2 separate regions of the Homo sapiens genome follow, and region 1 is linked to region 2. Evidence: chromatin contacts called from ENCODE Hi-C or POLR2A ChIA-PET data. All regions are on one chromosome and are shown on one strand. The core of a region is the stretch at or near the end of the contact, and the rest is flanking DNA. Distances in the headings are between cores, read along the strand shown.

Region 1 (4,058 bases), core at 1-2,500, 6.6 Mb after region 2:
ATCTACGTATCTGGTTGTGTGATCCTCAAGCACTTATGCAAGGTGGAGTGTAAACAATGGCCAAGACCCAAACTGCAATGTTCCCTGAAGTCCAACCTGCTTGGAGTCCTTGGGAACGTGTACAATGGTTAACAGGCTTGAGAGGAGTCAGCTGGGAGAGTGAGAGCGAGACTGCCCTGCAGAGGGGCCGCTGAGGATGGACCCCTGTAGGCCGTCCACACCCACCACGCGTGTCATCCTCAGGAAATGCAACCGGATGCTCGGAATTTCGCCCCTAAAGCGACTCAGGGCAGTCTCAGCTCAGGAAGACTTCTTTTTTTGACCTTCTGGCTTAAAGCCACAACCCCAGGCTGAGGATGCCACATCAACGGCGTTTCCTCGCCACGCTGCAGGCGTGACTCACGTTTCTAAGCCTGCAGGGTCCCCGGGCCAAGCGCGGCTACTGAGAGCACAGCGTCCTCCCTCAGCCCCTGCTCATCTGCACGGAGCAAAGCCGCAGCTTTCTCTGCTGTCAGCGCTTTATACGACTCGGATGTAGGCTCTGAGCGGGCACGGGCCCGCCCTCAGACGGCGACCCGAGGGGCAAACAGGATGGAGGCGCGCTCCCTTGGAGGCTGTGGTCTCGATTTTATCTGCTCCTGGGTGGTGCGGGTGGTTTGCTCTCTAGGCGTGAGCAAAGGCCACAAGGGGCCCGAAAAAATCACCCAAGGATGCAAGCCCGCCATTGCGCTGAGCAGGGGCCTCCCCGCCGCCAGAGCCCGCGCCCCTCCAGGGAGGCCCGCGCGATCGAGACCCGCCGCCTCCCGGCCAGGCGCGGGACACCAGGCGAGGGGAGCCAGGAGCCGGGAGGGGCGGCGCCGGGCCCGCAACCCCACCCTGTCCTGCCTCCGCCTCCTCCCGGCAGGACCGTCCCCTCCCAGGCCCCAGCTCCGCGGCCGCCCACTCGCAGCCGGCCAGTCCCGCTCGGGCCCGCGTGCCCCGCAGCCGCCACGCGCCCCGCAGTCCGTGCCGAGGCTCCCGCCCGAGTGCGCGCGGGCCGGCGGTGGCGTGTGCGCACGTCATATGGGCCGCCGGCCTCCCATTGGTTGCGGCCGCCTCACCAGACCGCGTGCGGACGGGCTCGCGGGCGGGGCGGGGCAAGCTCAGGCCACGCCCCTGGGCGGTGCGCGCGGGCGGTGGGTAGGCCGGGCAGGCTCACGTGATGCGGGCCCCGCGGCCCGCCATATAAACCCGCGCGCCCGCCAGGCGCTGCGGCCGTCCCGGGCCGTGACTCCTCCTTTCCCCCGCCCCGCCTCCGTTCGGAGAGCCGGCGGGCGGGCGCCTCTCGGCCAGGTACGCGGCCGGCTGGGATAGGGGTCGCGGGCGGGCTTTGGTCGCGCAGCAGCCGGTCCTCCCCGGAGGTAGGCGGGCGCGGGCCCTGTTGGGTCTTTGGGACGCGGGTCCCGCTGGGGCCGGGGATGCTGCTCGCTGTGAGCGCGGGTCCCGTCCGCCGCTGGCCCCGGGCGGGCGCACGGGGGTCTAACCTTGGGGGGCGGCGCTGCCGCCTGGCCCGGGTGCCGGGGTTCGCGTCCCGCGGGGCCTTCCTCGCTCTTTGTCTCTTCTGAGTGAACTTGATGACCCCCTTCTTCCAGGAAGCGCCTCTTGGACGCGTGTGACCGATGCCCAGATTGCACGACCACTTCTGGAGCTGCTCCTGTGCGCACAGCGCGAGGCGCCGAGGCCCCCCGCGAGCCAGCGCCGCGGGGCTGGCGGCCAAGGTTGGGGAGATGATCAACGTTTCCGTGTCCGGGCCCTCCCTGCTGGCGGCCCACGGTGCCCCGGACGCTGACCCCGCGCCCAGGGGCCGCAGTGCTGCGATGAGCGGCCCCGAGCCCGGCAGCCCCTACCCCAACACCTGGCATCATCGCCTGTTGCAGAGGAGCCTCGTGCTCTTCTCGGTTGGGGTGGTCCTAGCCCTGGTGCTCAACCTGCTGCAGATCCAGAGGAATGTCACTCTCTTCCCCGAGGAGGTGATCGCCACCATCTTTTCCTCCGCCTGGTGGGTCCCTCCCTGCTGCGGGACAGCAGCTGGTGAGTACCCCTCCTGGTTCTTCTGGAAGTAAAAAGGGTGTCTTTTCGGTTGAAAGTACTTTTCAGCCTATAAGAAACATGCATTTGAAACTGGAACTATCCACAGATTGAAAGTGTGCATCTCCAGTCTTGGGATTTAGAGAAATGAAGGAGGGGTAGAGAGGACCTGGCACCCCCGAGGGCGGGTTCGGGCCACAGCTCTCTGAAGTTTGAGGAAGCACAGTGATGGAGATGAGGCAGGGAGATAATTGGCTGTTCAAGCAGGTGCTGTGCCAAGCTGACTGAGGGCCCTTCCCTCCTGGCGTCCGGGTACAGCCCCAGCTGTCATCCCGCGCCAGCCGCCCCGGATTGGCCGCCTGGGGAACTGGTGAGCAGCGGGACTGAAAGGCCATTGGTCGCGGCAGCAAACATGCTACCCTGCTGGATAACTGAAAACAAACCCGTCACATGGGTTCAGGAGGCGGTTGCCAGGGGAGCAACTTCTCAGCACTTCCTTTTGCCGGGTCGCTGAGTAAACTGTGGTCTGAAGCCAAACCGCCTACACCCTGAACTGTTAGAGCTCTGTAGATTACGTTCTTAAGGAAAAGAGTAACCCCCTTACGGCGTTTAGATTTTCGTACACCCAAGCAGTAGCATAGATGCTGTACAACGTAACACTGAGTCAGTCTGAACTGTGGACACGGGGACTGCTGGGTGTGTGTACTAGACTTTCTTGGCTATCATTGAACCGCTTTTATAGAAATGTTGAGTTGATCTTGGCTCAGCAGATCACTTACTGCTCCTGTAGTCACACAGCATTTGTTTATTTAACGAGCTTGTCGGGTGCTTTCTGCAACCTCAACTCTATAAGCTGTTGAAATGTTAATCCAAAAGTGAGCACCACAAGCCCCTATCCTTAAGCAGCTTAGAGTCTGGTGGGGAAAACAAACCAGTATGTCAGTGACTCCAGTGCAGTGCAGGGAGCATCCTGTTTGCTTTGTGGCTGACGTTTGTCAGCTGACTGCTGACCATAGGCTTCAGATGCTTTGCTGTGTTCATTCCTTACAGCAATACCATGTGTAGCTTCATTTATAGATGTGGCAACTGAATCACAGGTGAAGTCACATCCAAGGGTGCGCAGGTAGAAAGGGGCCAAGCCATCGTTGGTAACTGCTCCTGCTGCCTTGGTAGGTGTGTCTCCTGCACTGTGGAAACACATTGCCTCAGTTGACTCACTGAAAACAGCAAGCAGCAGAGAGGTTTGTAGCAGATTAACAGAGGGCTCCGTGTTGAAGAACTAGGACAGGTGTCTGTAATTATTAAGTAGTGGGTAGAATGTTTTCATATTTGTTCTCGGAGGGACGGGATCCTCTTTCGTTTTTCGAAACACTTTATGTGGCTGTACTAATTGAACATTTTTTGAGAACTATATCTAGATTTAAAATTCCATGTTTCATATACATTTGGCAGAATAGTTTCTTTCCTTTAACCAAAAACTTGATCTTAGAAATGAAATAGTTTAGCCTTCAGTATTTGTAATTGGATCCTCAAGGGTTTCTAGGAATATCTGGACAATTTCTCATACTCTCATATTCTACTTTTTTTTAAACCATCAGCCAAGAGCATAAGTAAAATTTTTCATAGTATGTTTTTTACCTATTTATTTATTAAGCTATAGTGAAGTAAAGTTAATTTGGGGGGTCCATTTTTCAGAACTCCAAAATTAGAACCTGATGAAGTATAATAAATTGAAAACAACATTTTTTATCTGAATGTTTGATGCAAACTGTGTTTCTTGTTTCTCAGTTGAACCTAAAATGTATATTTCTTTCATACTACACTGAGGTGAAACAATTGCAGGGTTCTCAAGAGCCCTGGGACACAGTGACCCTTGTGTCCCAGCATCCAACCCCACGGGCCGGCACCCCACTCCCCCCTACAGACATTCATTCCTGCCTTCATCTTTGCCATTTTACTTCTCTTTTGGAATGCCATTCCTTCCCACCTGT
Region 2 (3,649 bases), core at 725-3,224:
TCGTGTAGGCAGGTGGAGAGTAAAGAATAGAAAGGAGTTAAGAACCAGGAATGGAGGCAGTGAGAAGAGAGAGGGTGGTGTGGGTGGACCAAATACTGCTATTAAGGAAAAAGAGAGGGTGGAGGAAACAAACAATACAGGGAAGGTTGACCCACTCAGCCCTTCTATTCAGCTGGAGGAAGTCACAGAAAAGGAGGCTATATTGAATGGTAAGATTGGAGAAGACTGGTTAGGGAATAGGAAGATAAGCTGTTGTCTAAAAAACGCAGTCTCCAGTAAAAGGAAGAAATTGGGACATTTTTTTAAAACCCCACATAGGTACACTGGAAAACATGGGCCACAGGGATAAACCTTCCATTTTTACTTCCAACCTTACCATGTGCTCACAAAAAAAGGTGTTAAATACATGTAAGTTTTGACGAGGTTATTTAAAAGTGTAGGATATAAACCAAGAATTTTTCACACCCCAAAACCCCGCACAAATTAAGGGATTACATATCTGAGTGACAAGTACATACAAACGCATTACTTCTAGAGATACTTAGATGTAGATAAAAGACCACATTTCAATAGAAGGATCACACAGACCAGTGGGATGTTTCTTCTGAGATAACCCACTTTATGCAGGAAACAGTGTGGACTCTGGGGACGGCCTCTGCTCTGGCTGAGGATTTCTGTCCCAGAGCGGTACAGGAATCTGCGTAGTGTTTTAGTTTGGAGAAAACAGGAAGTTACACTCATCACATCTTTTGCCCAGATGATAGAATTCGAAATCCCCCCGGGGTTGTTCATGGAATGAGCCGCTCTGTTATGTTGTGAGCCGTGGTATTAATCAGCCACCCCTCACTAGGTGTTGGGGTTCCACCACGCTTCCTCCACCCCCCGTCACCACAGCAGCGGGTAGTATTTAGGTTGAATATTCCAAATAGTCAATTATGACAGTTAATTTCAAATGAGATGACTTCGAAGTACACGTGAAAACAATACTATTTTATATCACGACTCATGCCATCCGTATGTGTAATCAAAGCCTTCTAAGTCTTGATATGTCCTTACAAAGACGAAGGATAGAGTGAATGTCAAAATTTGCCAAACAGGAGTTACTGAAAGTCTGAAGGGGAAAGCCTAGTTAGGTTTTATCTTAGAAGTGATTTTTAAAACGAAACACGCAGATAAGCTCGAGCTTTCTGGAGCCGATTCCTAAGGCCTTGCAGGTGGTAAGGGGGTCGAGAATTGGCTGAGGTTCCTCGGAAGTCCGCGCCGATTCGGAGGGCCACCTCTGACTTTCTGATCTGGGGTGCAACCCCCAGTCCCTGTCCCGGTCGACAAAGGTGTGGAGTCAGGTTCCAGGCAAGCTGGGGGTGGGGGTGCGCACAAGGGAGGGGCAGGGGACTGGGACCCCCTCTTCTTCGGGGTGCTTCGGGCCGTTTCTCCAGAGGCTGGTGGTGTCCCCGACCCAAGCAGCTCAGCCCCGCTCGCGAGGTCCGAAGTGGCGGGAACGGGTCCTCCGCGGCGGTCCCAAGGCGAGGGAGGCTGTAAAACCTGGCAGAGAATCCGGCGCGCCGGGTCGGGGATGTCTCGGGTGCCGGGGGCAGGGGCCGCAGGCTCGCAGGTAGAAGCTTCCCCACGCGAGCGGGGGCCTCGGCCGCGGAAGGGGCGCCCCCGGGGCCGCCGGCAGCGGCGAGCGGGCGGGAGGGAGCTTTCCGGGCCCCTCCCGCGCCTCGGGCTGGCGGGGCGATGGCGACGACGGTTTCCCGGCTCCCCCGCCCCGGACGCCGATGGCGGTGCGTTCCGGCCCTCCCCCAACAGCTTCTCCCCCGCGGTCGCCGGAGCCGGTGAGGCCGAGAGGGCGGGGAGCCGCGCAGGGAAGGCGAGAGGGCGGAGGTTGCGTGGTGCAGGCGGCGGCGGCGGGAGGAGGAGGGCCGGGCGGGCAGGGGAGGAGGAGGAGGCGGGCGCCGTGTCGCACGCAGCTCCAGGCGGGGCAGCCCCGGTAGCTGAGGGACGCAGCTAGACCTTGGCGGGACGGGGCTTTCGCCGGGGCCCAGGCCCAGGGACCAGGCGGAGGCGTCGCGGGAGCCTTTGGGGCACCACAGAGATGCGGGTGAGTGTCGGCAGCCGCCGGGGCCGAGAGGAGGTGGCGGCGGCGGCGGCGGCGCAGGCCCGGCCCCGAGCCGCGGTGTCGCAGTGACTCGGGCCGCGACGGCCGAAACCAGGCGCCTGGCGAGGCCTGAGCCGCCGAAACGCGGCCGGGCAGAATGGCGGCCGGGCCGGGGGACTCGTGGGCGGAGGACGCCGAAGGTGGCAGAGGAGCGAGCGGGGCCGGGCCCTGAGTCACCCCGGACGGGCCGGGGCGGCCAGGCCTGGACTACGCACTGGGAAAAAGCACGATTCATCGCGCCTGGAGGCGGCGGCCTGGTGGCGCCGGCCCCTTTCCCCGCCGCGACCGGGCTGGGTTCTCGGAGGGTGGGCCGACGTGTGGCCCGGGGCGGCTCGGGCGTCCGCGCCTCGCCTGGTGAGGCGACCTCCGCGGGACGCCGGGACCCGTGCCCTTGCCCCCTCGCGCCCACGCTTCTTCCCGGCGCTGCTTTCCGGCCGACGCGTGTTCCCCTGTGAGCTCTGGGCTCAAGCGCAGGAGCAGCCGCGGAGCCGGGCTCTCTCGCTTTCCGGTTCCCTGCCCGCGGCTCTCGGGTTCCCCGCCTGCATTGTTGCGAACGTGCAGGGCGCTATTATTGGGTAACAGTCGCCCTTTTGCCCCGTTCTCCTGGGAGAGCGGGCCGGGGCATGCGCGCAGGGATGCTAGCCCGGCGGCCGAACCGGACAGAGCCCCCCGGCGCCCGCCTATCGCTCGCTAGTCGGGCCGGGCCCTGCGCTGCGGCCTCGGCGCGCCCCCGGTCCCAACGGGAGCGCGCGCCCTGACCCTGAGGGTAGCCGTGCGCCCGCCAGGCCGCTGGGACTTGGGGTCCCCAGACTCGGGGGTCGTCGCTTTTTTTTCCCTTAAGATCTGAAAGACCCCCGTTTCTGCCACCCGTGCAGTATTGTGTAGCGCAGACATAAGATAAGAAAGAGAGGAATGCTTGTAGACATTCCTTGAAATGAATCCCCAAAGTTAGGGTTTTCTCCCTGGCTGGCTTTGCCAAAAAGAGGATTCTCTTTTCCGATTGGGTCACTCTTGGTTGCTTCTGGTTCGTAGTAGGGGTTAGTGGTAAGTGCGCAAATACTGAATTGCAGTCTACTTAAATATTTGTTTGCTCTGTGTAATTGCTCTTTCCTGTAGTAGCATTAAAATCGTCAAAAGTTCTGAGTGGAGTAAACGATCACACTTTTTGGAATGCACTTAACGAAGCGGCAGAAGAGGAACTAGATTCCTTTTTTACTTCAAGCCATGAGCTTCTAGGACCTAAGCATAGCTTAACGCCTCGCAGAAGTGTGTGCAGTTTTAAGTTTAACACTTCATTTCATGGTGCACCCGAAAATGTACCCGATTTTCTGAAATCCTGGAGAGTGTATTACGTAGTAAAATATGTAATGATGTTTAAAATGTAAAACCAGTCATTCTGTTTGAAAAAGATATTTGGAGATGAGATTTTTCTTTGTTTAAAGAAGGTTTGTTTTTGGATATTGAAAAATGTTTTACTTGAAGGTTCTATTT

The links. Hi-C counts contacts between places; a loop is a spot of excess contacts on that map. ChIA-PET counts read pairs that join two places held with the same protein, here RNA polymerase II (POLR2A). Pooled maps may share reads with other maps.
Region 1: a map of CD8-positive, alpha-beta T cell shows a loop between it and region 2 (17-fold over the local background). The contact joins the promoter of INSIG1 here to the promoter of CUL1 in region 2. A Hi-C loop is called at or near these places in 1 of 168 maps with a recorded cell type or tissue (CD8-positive, alpha-beta T cell), 2 of 37 single-sample maps with no recorded cell type and 11 of 50 pooled maps. POLR2A ChIA-PET finds 5 or more read pairs at or near these places in 1 of 52 experiments (activated T-cell).

The regions. Positions count from the first base shown.
Region 1 is chr7:155,296,628-155,300,685 of GRCh38, forward strand. It overlaps INSIG1 (insulin induced gene 1), which reads left to right and starts at 1,251. Exons shown (of 6, transcript NM_005542.6): 1 at 1,251-1,332; 2 at 1,632-2,070. The coding sequence starts at 1,659. It overlaps INSIG1-DT (INSIG1 divergent transcript), which reads right to left and starts at 2,353. Exons shown (of 2, transcript NR_183448.1): 1 at 1,524-2,353. RefSeq lists enhancers at 247-296, 2,707-2,776 and a silencer at 757-1,586.
Region 2 is chr7:148,696,929-148,700,577 of GRCh38, forward strand. CUL1 (cullin 1) reads left to right here and starts at 1,975. Exons shown (of 22, transcript NM_003592.3): 1 at 1,975-2,101. RefSeq lists silencers at 830-889, 1,550-2,579, 2,880-2,979 and enhancers at 1,160-1,209, 2,277-3,002.